Regions from separate parts of the Homo sapiens genome. Here region 2 is linked to region 1. Evidence: chromatin contacts called from ENCODE Hi-C or POLR2A ChIA-PET data. All regions are on one chromosome and are shown on one strand. The core of a region is the stretch at or near the end of the contact, and the rest is flanking DNA. Distances in the headings are between cores, read along the strand shown.

Region 1 (5,286 bases), core at 1,137-3,636:
ACCAACTCACCAAAGGGACTTGGGAGCCACCTTCTCACTCTGTGGAAGTACTTTAGTGAGAGCTGACTGGCAAGATAAAAACCCTGAAATTCCCAGAAGTTACAGATGCCTTAAAGACTTTCTTTGGAAGATCATTGCCTGTACTATTCCTTTTTTGTGTGGCATAAATAATATATTAACCTGTTACAACTGACAACATTGGTTTTCTGCAGCTAGGGAGTCTTGAGTCGAGACTGCTCGCCTTGATGACTTGCTCTTTTTTGGCAGATGTGTGGAGTTGGCTGTTACGACATCCCTGTGTGATCCCAGAGGAGGGGCAGTAGCTGGGCAGAAACTGCAGGCACACATTTGGGTGGATCACCTGGCTTCCAGCCCCTTCGGGGTGGTGCTCAGTGTGGGGTGATGGTATCATAGAGGACCACGGCGCTTATCAGCATTGTTTCTTTGGAGTCTGTGTAATGGAATGTATTTTTCAAATACTGATATTTGCATTTTCTGTAACAATTCCTTATAATAAAATGAAGTAAAATTGTGCATTTAAAGTGGAAACTTTAATAAGACATTTGTAGTTACTTCTAATGCAGAAGTACCAATAAGCATTAAAAACAAATTTTAGAAAACTCCTGACGTGAATAAGTTTCTTGACCAGCTGCCCTCCAGAAAGTTTGAATTCCAACATTTTTCAGGAACATGCTGTTGACAGCAGTAAAAGTAGCTATTTTATGTATGTATTTTTAATTTTTAAAAGTTTCAGTAGGTTTTTGGGGTTCAGGTGGTGTTTGGTTACGTGAGGTTCTTTAGCGGTGATTTCCAGGATTTTGGGGCACCCATCACCCAAGCAGTGTACACTGGACCCTTTTATCCCTCACCCCAACCCTTTCCCCTGAGCCCCCAAAGTCCACTGTATCATTCTTAATGCCTTTACGTCCTCATGGCTTAGCTCCCGAAAAGTAGTTATTTTAAACATACTAGCTGCCTGAACTTACTGTGCCCTTGGCCCAGATTTCAGCTCATAGCACCGAGCGTGATCACTGAGGCAGTCTCAGTCACCGTCACCTGACCCCTCTGAAGTTCTCAAGAGGATCCACTCATGAGGAGCTTTCTGCTGGCCGAGGCGTGAAGGGCGACTGGCACTGTGGGTTTCAGAGAATGCTAAGGACAGTTTCAGGCCTTGCAAATTAAAACCTAGTGATCCATAAAGCCCCTGTACAAATCACTACCAATCAAGCAGCTCACGTGGCCCTCACGCTGTCCTGAGCAAATGTATTCCCTTTTTCCTGTCTTCCATTTTGCTTACCCCTAGGTCAGACTAGCTGTGGTGATTGATAGAGCTCATAAAGCTCATTCTCCAGTGGCTTTTCTCCTAGTTAATATGCATGTGAAGTGTTTCCACAGGACAATCCCAAGTAATCCTCACAGCTGCCCTTGAGGCGAACAGTGCTAACCACGCTGTCACTGGTTATGATAAGCGAAGCACAAACAGTAACCAGGCACATCAACTTCCACACGTTTGCCCAGCCAGGGAGAGCACTGGGTTTTAGTTCTGCTTTTTTATTCATGAGCTGAGAGTTCTGGGCGAGTTTCCTAACTTCTTTGCCTCTGTTTCCCTATCTACATAATGGGGGCGGGACTGTAGTCCTTAACTGACAGGGTTGCCTGGAGGAAGGTGATCAGTAATGTGTCCTTCTCATCCAAGTACCCGGATTCTGGTGTGTGCACCGCAGGCTCTTCTGGCAGTATCTGCTGCCACCGGAAGAAATCTGGGGGCTCTGGCAGTAGGAAGTACTCTCAAGGCTAGGGTCCAGCCTAGGGTTGTTGCCCTTCTCTGAGGCACCCACAGACTTCTGAGCAGGCACAGTCCTAACCTCCCCATTGGGGCCAGCTTTCAGAGTACAGCTTTGCCTAGAGCAAAGTGAGTGTGGGGCGGGGCGGGGGTCACGCAGTGGCTCAGCTGTGACCAAAAAACGTCAGACTCTTCACTCTTAGATGTTTATAGAAAACTGTAATCTCAGAATGAAAAGGCAAATGTTGAAACTTCTTTCAAGATGACTTCTTTATTTTTGGGTTTTGTTTGTTTGTTTTGGGAGAGTCTCTCTCTGTCGCCCAGGCTGGAGTGCAGTGGTGTGATCTCGGCTCACTGCAGCCTCCACCTCCCCAGTAGCTAGGACTGCAGATGCGTACCACCACACCCAGCTAATTTTTGTATTTTAGTAGAGATGGGGTTTCACCATGTTGGCCGGGCTGGCCTCCATCGAACTCCTGGCTTCAAGAGATCCGCCCACCTTGGGCTCCCAAAGTGCTGGGATTATAAGCGCCCGGCCTCCTTCACAATGTTGGAGTGGAGTGCAGCTGCAAAGGCTTTGCCTTGACACTGTGCTCACTGGTGTGGCAGAGATCAGACTCGCATCACAAAGCCCAGCTCTGTCACCCGACGGTTGATGTAACTATTAGAAGAGGTGGGGAGATATTTATGCCCCTTTTCTGGGCCATAAAATGGGAACTTCTCAAGGCAGGCATAGAGATTAAATGAGAACAAGGCCTGGCCCAGCATAGTTGCCCAATATGTATGTTTTCTCCTTCCCTTCCTTCTGCCAGCAAGTCTAACTGCATGCTCAGCCTAAGCTGAGCTTATCTGTGGCTTCCATCAGGGCCTTGCCCTTCCTCCCCCATGGTTTTGCCCAGGGCCACCTGTACTGGAGAGGGAAAGGCCAGGCATTTCTCCAGTAATTACCAGCTTCTCATGGCTGAGCCCTTCAGGCCATTAAAATGACAACCTACTCTTGCTGAACCTAATTCTTTGCTGAATCCTTTGCCCTGACATGAGAGATGTGTTACCAGATTAAGTAGGAAGGTAAGTACCATAAGGTAAGTATCAAAAAGGAAATGAATTCTCAACTGAGCAAGGAACAGAGCAGGCTGCTGAAGCCAGCCAAGTCTGTCCTGGAGCCTGCACGCAGGGCTCTTGCATCAGTCAGAGATCAGGTACCCTCTAGGCACGGCCAGAGCCCGCAGCTGGCTGGAATGACTAATGCTCCTTTTTGTTTGTTTGTTTTTTGAAGGATCAGAACATCTTGGGACCTGGCCCTCACACTCTCCCTGCATTCCTACCGCAAGGACAGCCTCTGGCTGCTCTACTGGGTTTATTCCACCATACTATAAGCCCCCTGAGGTCGGAAGCCTTGCTTCCTCGACCACCCAACCCTAACGTGATGCCTGGCACATAGTAGGTTCTTGGTAAGTTATTTGCTGAATGACTAAGGAGGACTAAATCATGGGCAGTAACTAGTTTCCAGTTAGCATGGAGTTGGGGGCTGTTTCTGGTTAATAGAGAAGTCTCAGCACTGAGCTCAGGGACTGCCTAGAACTCAGAAGAAAATCCTAATTTCAGCTCTTCTTTCTGTCTGCTCCTGGTCCTGCCCCAGGGAGGGCAGAGACATACAGAAATATGGAGGAGTGAAAATGGCACCGAATCAGGCATCCAGAGCTTTGAGTTCTAGGCTCAGGTCCATGCTCAGTGACTTAAGTTCTATGTGCCTTTATTGCCTTATCTCCAAAAAGTGCGGTGGCTCACGCCTGTAATCCCAGCACTTTGGGAGGCCGAGGTGGGCAGATTGCTTGAGCCCAGGAGTTGGAGACCAGGCTGGGCAACAAGGTAAAACCCCATCTCTACAAAAATAAAAAACTAGCCGGGCATGCTGGTACGTGCCCATCATCCCAGCTACTCGGGAGGCTGAAGTGGCAGAATCTTTTTGAGCCCGGGAGGTCAAGGCTGCAGTGAGCTATGATCACGCCACTGCACTCCAGCCTGGGCAACAGAGTAAGACCCTGTCTCAAAAAAAGAAACAACTCTGCACGAACTTCCCACACGCTAGGTGCGGTGGATATAGGGGTACAGCGCTGAGTAAAGTGGATTATAGGGGCATGGTGCTGAGTCACGTGGATATAGGGGTGAGGAGCTGAGTCACATGGATATGGGGTAAGGCTCTGAGTCATGTAGATATAGGGGTACAGCGCTGAGTAATGTGGATTATAGGGGTACGGCACTGAGTAAAGTGGATTATAGGGGTACGGAGCTGAGTTGCGTGAATGTAGGGGTACAGCGCTGAGTTGTGGATATAGGGGCACAGAGCCGAGTCGTGGATATCGGGGTATGGAGCCGAGTCGTGGATACAGGGGTACGGCGCTGAGTCATGTGGATACAGGGGTACGGAGCTGAGTCATGTGGATTATAGGGGTACGGAGCTGGGTCGTGGATATAGGGGTACGGAGCTGAGTCATGTGGATTATAGGGGTACGGAGCTGAGTCATGTGGATATAGGGGTACGGAGCTGAGTCGTGGATATAGGGGTACGGCGCTGAGTCATGTGGATTATAGGGGTACAGAGCTGAGTCATGTGGATATAGGGGTACGGCGCTGAGTCATGTGGATATAGGGGTACGGCGCTGAGTCATGTGGATATAGGGGTACGGACAGTCGTGGATTATAGGGGTACAGAGCTCAGTCATGTGGATATAGGGGTACATAGCTGAGTCATGTGGATATAGGGGTACGGAGCTGAGTCATGTGAATATAGGGGTACGGAGCTGAGTTGTGGATATAGGGATATGGAGCTGAGTCGTGGATATAGGGGTACGGAGCTGAGTCATGTGGATATAGGGGTATGGAGCTGAATCACACTGGGGCTCTGTCCTCAGAGTGTCTGAGGTCCAGTGCAAGAGGTTGATAGGAAGTTCATGGTAAGAGCCCACTGTGATATGAGCACAGCCATGGAGCAGGGAAAGTGCGTCTATAGCTCACTGCTGGCCCAACAGTTAATGAAGGCTCCCAAGAGGGGCCTGATTGAGCTGAATATTGAAGCAATACGGGGTGGATTAATTCAACGGAGGAAGAAGCGTCATTCCAGGCAAAAGAAACAGCTTGTGTGAAGGCACTGCAGACATAACGCAGTGAGAGGGAGGCTGGACAGGAGGTGCACATGGGAGGAGATGGGAAAGGTACAGGCCTAAGAGGAGAGAGGCCACAGAAGGGCCTCGTGTGGCACGCAGCAGAGGAGCTGGCACTCAGTCCTTATAGATCAGGGGAGCCCCTGAGGAGGCTTAAATGGGGGATGCCTTGATCATCTTTAAGAAAGAGCTTGGCCAGGTGCGGTGGCTCACGCATGCAATCCTGGCACTTTGGGAGGACGAGGTGGGTGGATCACAAGGTCAGGATTTCGAGACCAGCCTGACCAACATAGTGAAACCCCATCTCTACTAAGAGTACAAAAATTAGCTGGGTGTAGTGGC
Region 2 (5,286 bases), core at 1-2,500, 250 kb before region 1:
CAGGAGGCTGAGGCAGGAGAATCGCTTGAACCCAGGAAGCGGAGGTTGCAGGGAGCGAGATCGTGCCATTGCACTCCAGCCTGGGCAACAAGAGCGAAATTCCATACACACACACACACACACACATACACACACACACACACATTAGCCAGATGTGGTGATGGGCGCCTGTAATCCCAGTTACTCGGGAGGCTGAGGCAGGAGAATCACTTGAACTCTGGAGGCAGAGGTTACAGTGAGCCAAGATCGTGTCATTGCACTCCAGCCTGGGTGGCAGAGTGAAACTCCAAAAAAAAAAAAGAAAGAAGCCGGGCGCGGTGGCTCACGCCTGTAATCCCAGCACTTTGGGAGGCCGAGGCGGGCGGATCACGAGGTCAGGAGATTGAGACCATCCTGGCTAACACAGTGAAACCCTGTCTCCACTAAAAATACAAAAAATTAGCCGGGCGTGGAGGCGGGCGCCTGTAGTCCCAGCTACTCGGGAGGCAGAGCTTGCAGTGAGCGGAGATCGCGCCACTGCACTCCAGCATGGGAGTCAGCGAGACTCCGTCTCAAAAACAAAAAAAAAGAAAGAAAGAAAGAAAGCGGGAAGGCAGGAGAGACAGAGAGAGAGAAAAACAGAGAGAGAGAGAAGGGAGGGAGGGGGGAGGGAGGGAGACAGAGAGAGAGAAGGAGAGGAAGGGAGGGAGGGAGGGAAAAAGAGAAAGAAAAAAGAAAAGAAAGGAAAGGAAGGAAGGAAGGAAGAAGGAAAGAGAAAGCAAGCAAGCAAGCAAGCAAGCAAGCAAGCAAGCAAGCAAGCAGGTCGGCACTGGGACTTCTCCACGGGATGCAGTGATGTGAGTGGACAAACTCAAGTTTCTGGCAGCCCTCGAGGCAAGTCCCAGGTCTGATGCCCGGTGGCCACCAGGTGGCGCTGAAGTCTAAGCTGAGAACCTTCACTAAGGGGCCGTTCCGTGGCAGGGCCGAAGCGTCCACCAAGAGACGCTCCAAGAACACTTGGCTTCAGCGTTTGCCTTCTAGGGGCGACCTTGAAGTGGGGGAGGGGTCTCCAGTGAGAGGCATCAGGCATAGGACCAGGGGCCGGACCCTGCGTTGTCTCTGGCCTCGGTCTTCTCATCTGTCCATAGGGTGTGGATTCACTGTCCAGGTTCCTCTAGCTCAGACCCTTCCTCTGTGGGCAGAATCAGGGCAGGAGGAAGGAGGACGGAAAAGGGGAAGAGGCTCAACTTTCCTCCTCTCTTCTGCTCTCCAGGGCCCTTCCCTTGGGGCAAGGACATGTGGCTTCCGGGGTGTGTTCCTGGTGCCCACACATTCGAGAACTTGCCATTGACAGGCTATAGGCATTATCATTCTGCTGTGATGAGGTGGAAACAATTGTATCCCATCGAAGTCATCTTGCAGGGCTTGGGGAACTCGTGGAAGAGGTGGGGAGGTGGGGAAATCAATCTTTTTTTTTTCTTTTTTTCTTTTCTTTCTTTCTTTTTTTTTTTTTTTTTTTTTTTTGAGACGATGTTTCGCTGTTGTTGCCCAGGCTGGATTGCAATGGCGCGATCTTGGCTCACCGCAACCTCCTCCTCCCGGGTTCAAGTGATTCTCCTGCCTCAGCCTCCCAAGTAGCTGGGATTACAGGTGCCTGCCACTACACCCTGTTAATTTTGTATTTTTAGTAGAGATGGGGTTTCTCCATGTTGGTCAGGCTGGTCTCAAACTACCGACCTCAGGTGATCCACCCGCCTCGGCCTCCCAAAGTGCTAGGATTACAGGCGTGAGGCACCGCGCCCAGCCAGAAATGTATTTTTTTAAACAAACAAATGTGAAAACCGTTATTAGTTCAGGGGCCAAAAAAAAACAAAAAAAACAGGCCATCAGCCATGCTTCCAGCAGGCCAGAGTTCACAGACCCTTGATATAGAGGAAAACTCATGATAAGCCACTTGGGATCTCAAGTATTCATTTAAGAGAGGAGACTCAGGGAAAGATGCTGACCCGTGAAGGTCATCACTTTCCTTCCTTAATGCAAAACACACACGTACAAAAAACACGGGCCATCATCTGCTGCGCATGCGTCCAAGGCAGAGCTCCGCTTGGCCCAGAAGCCCAAGACCGCAAATCACCAGCAAGAATGCATTTTACTGCACACATCAAAGGTGGAAATGGGTAAAGTTGGCCGGGCGCAGTGGCTCACGCCTGTAATCCCAGCACTTTGGGAGGCCGAGGTGGGTGGATCACTTGAGGTCTGGAGTTCAAGACCAGCCTGGGCAACATGGCAAAACCCTGTCTCTACTAAAAATACAACAGTTAGGCCAGGCGCGGTGGCTCACGCCTGTCATCCCAGCACTTTGGGAGGCCAAGGTGGGTGGATCACGAGGTCAAGAGTTAGAGACCAGCCTGGCCAATATGGTGAAACCCCGTCTCTACTAAAAAAATACAAAAATTAGCTGGGCATGGTGGCGCACGCCTGCAATCCCAGCTACTCGGGAGGCTGAGGCAGGAGAATCGCTTGAACCTGGGAGGCGGAGGGTGCAATGAGCTGAGATCGTGCCACTGCACTCCAGCCTGGGCAACACAGAGAGATTCTGTCTCAAAAATAATAATAATAATAATACAAAAATTAACCAGGTGTGGTGGCAGGTGCCTGTAATCCCAGCTACTCAGGAGGCTGATATGGGAGTATTGCTTGAGCCCAGGAGGTCAAGACTGCAGTGAGCCATGATCACACTACTGCACTCCAGCCAGGTGACAGAGTGAGACCCTGTCTCAAAAATAAATAAAAATAAATTAGCTGACCATGGTGGTACACACCTGTAGTCCCAGCTTCTCGGGAGACTGATATGGGAGAATCCCTTGAGCCCAGGAGGTTGTTGAGGCTGCAGTGAGTGAGCTATGACACTGGGTGACAAAGCAAGATCCTATCTCAAAAAAAAAAAAAAAAAAAGTGGAAGCACCTCGTACGCCCAACTGAAGAATAGATAAACAAATTGAGGTGCTTCTGATGTATCCACACAATGGAATGGGCATAAAAAGGAATGAAGTACTGCAACATGCTACCATTTGAATGAACCTTGAAAATATTAGGTGAAGTGAAAGAAGCCACTCAGAAAAGGCCATATATATATTTTTTTTTTTTTTTTTTTTTTTTGAGACAGAGTCTGGCTCTGTCACCCAAGCTGGAGTGCAATGGCGCAAACTCAGCTCACTGCAACTTTCTAGGTTCAAGTGATTCTCCCTGCCTCAGCCTCCCAAGTAGCTGGGGTTACAGGCATGCACCACCATGGTCAGCTAATTTTTGTATATTTTTTAGTAGAGACAGGGTTTCGCCACGTTAGCCAGGCTGGTCTCGAACTACTGACTTCAGGTGATCTGCCTGCCTTGGCCTCCCAAAGTGCTGGGATTACAGGCATGAGCCACTGCACACAGCCAAGGCCAGATACTATGTGATTCCATATATATATCAGCATTATTGAAATATAATGTGCATACCATGTTCATTTAAGGTGTACAATTCAATGTTTTTTGGCATACTCACAGGTCGGTACAACCATGACCACAATCAACTTTAAAACATTTTCAGCTGGGATCAGTGGCTCATGTCTGTAATCCCAGCACTTTCAGAGGCCGAGGCAGGTGGATCACTTGAGCTCAGGAGTTCGAGACCAGCCTAACCAACATGGTGAAACCCCGTCTCTATTAAAAATACAAAAATGAGCTAGGTGTGTTGGCAGGTGCCTGTAGTCCCAGCTATTCAGGAGGCTGAGGCAGGAGAATCTCTTGAACCCGGGAGGCGGAGGTCGCAGTGAGCCGAGATCACCCCACTGCAATTCAGCCTGGGCAACAGAGGGAGACTCCGTCTCAAAAAAAAAAAAAAAAATTCATTACCTCAAAAAAAGCCCTGTGCCCATTAGCAGTCACTCTCTACCTTCCCCCAACTTTTCCTCCCTCCCTGACCCTGGCAACGGCCAACCTACTTTCTGTCTCTGTGGATTTGCCTGTTCTGGACATTGTATATCAATGGAATTATACAATATCTGGCCTTTTAAGAGTGGCTCCTGGCTGGGTGTGTGGCTCATGCCTGTAATCTCAGCACTTTGGGAGGCTGAGGCAGGTGGATCGCCTGAGGTCAGGAGTTCGAGACCAGCCTGACCAATATGGTGAAACCCCATCTCTAATAAAAATGAAAAATTAGCCGGGCATGGTGGTGGGCGCCTGTAGTTCCAGCTACTGGGGAGGTGGAGACAGAAGAATTGCTTGAACCTGGGAGGCGGAGGTTGCAGTGAGTCGAGATTGTGCCACTGCACTCCAGCCTGGGCCACAGAACGAGACTCCTTCTCAAAAAAAAAAAAAAAAAAGAGTGGCTCTTTTCACTTGCCAAGATGTTCTCAAGTTTCATCCATGTTACAGCACGTCAGTATGATTCCTTTTTGTGGCCTAATCATATTCCACTGTGTGAATACACCGTAATTTGTTGAGCCATTCTTTGGTTGGACAGATGAGTTGCTTCCATTTTTTTGCTATTACGAATAATTGCTGCTACAAACATTCATGTCAAAGTTTTTGTGTGAGCATGTTTTCAATTTACTGGGTATATCCCTAGAAGGGGAATTGTCAGAGCAAATGGCAAATCTACATTTAACTGCTCAAGGAACTACCAGACTATTTCCCAAAGACGCTGCACCTGTTTTGATTCCCACCAGCAGCCTGCGAGGGTTTTGATTTCTTCAAATCTTTGCAATCATTTAAAAAATTATTTCTCTTTTTTATTCTAGCCATCCTAGTGGGTGTGAATTGGTATCTCACTGTGGTTTTGATTTGCAGTTCCCTGATCATTTATGATGTTATATCTTCTTCAGAAAGAAATGTCTATTCAAGGCCGTGCGCGGTGGCTCACGGCTGTCATCTCAGCACTTTGGGAGGCCGAGGCAGGTGGATCAGGAGGTCAGGAGTTCAAGACCAGCCTGGCCAAGATGGTGAAACCCTGTCTCTACAAAAAATACAAAAATTTGCCAGGCATGGTGGCGGGTGCTTATAATCGCAGCTACTCAGGAGGCTGAGGCAGGGAATTGCTTGAACCCGGGAGACGGAGGTTGCAGTGAGCTGAGATCGCGGGGCGGCACTGCACTTCAGCCTGGGTGACAGAGCGAGAGTCCGTCTCAAAAAACAAACAAACAAACAAACAAACAAAAGAAATGTATATTCAAATCTTTTGGCCATTTTAAAATTGGATTATTTGGGTTTTATTGCTGAGTTGTAAGAGTTTTTTGGTTTTTTTTTTTTTTGGTTTTTGTTTTTG

What was found. Hi-C counts contacts between places; a loop is a spot of excess contacts on that map. ChIA-PET counts read pairs that join two places held with the same protein, here RNA polymerase II (POLR2A). Pooled maps may share reads with other maps.
Region 2: a loop to region 1 is called in a pooled map, with 2.5 times the contacts of the local background. The contact joins two enhancer-like sites. A Hi-C loop is called at or near these places in 6 of 50 pooled maps. POLR2A ChIA-PET finds 5 or more read pairs at or near these places in 8 of 52 experiments (GM10248, HCT116, OCI-LY7 and 5 more).

What each region holds. Positions count from the first base shown.
Region 1 is chr17:4,159,155-4,164,440 of GRCh38, reverse strand. It overlaps ANKFY1 (ankyrin repeat and FYVE domain containing 1), which reads left to right. Exons shown (of 25, transcript NM_001330063.2): 25 at 1-620. Among named protein-coding and RNA genes, the nearest start is that of CYB5D2, 19 kb to the right of the region's middle. Within about 2 kb of position 2,386, at least 15 of the 41 ENCODE cell types and tissues checked have a DNase peak (open chromatin) inside an H3K27ac peak, as active enhancers do.
Region 2 is chr17:4,409,000-4,414,285 of GRCh38, reverse strand. No RefSeq gene overlaps it. Among named protein-coding and RNA genes, the nearest start is that of SPNS3, 22 kb to the left of the region's middle. RefSeq lists an enhancer at 1,093-1,594. Within about 2 kb of position 1,250, at least 2 of the 41 ENCODE cell types and tissues checked have a DNase peak (open chromatin) inside an H3K27ac peak, as active enhancers do.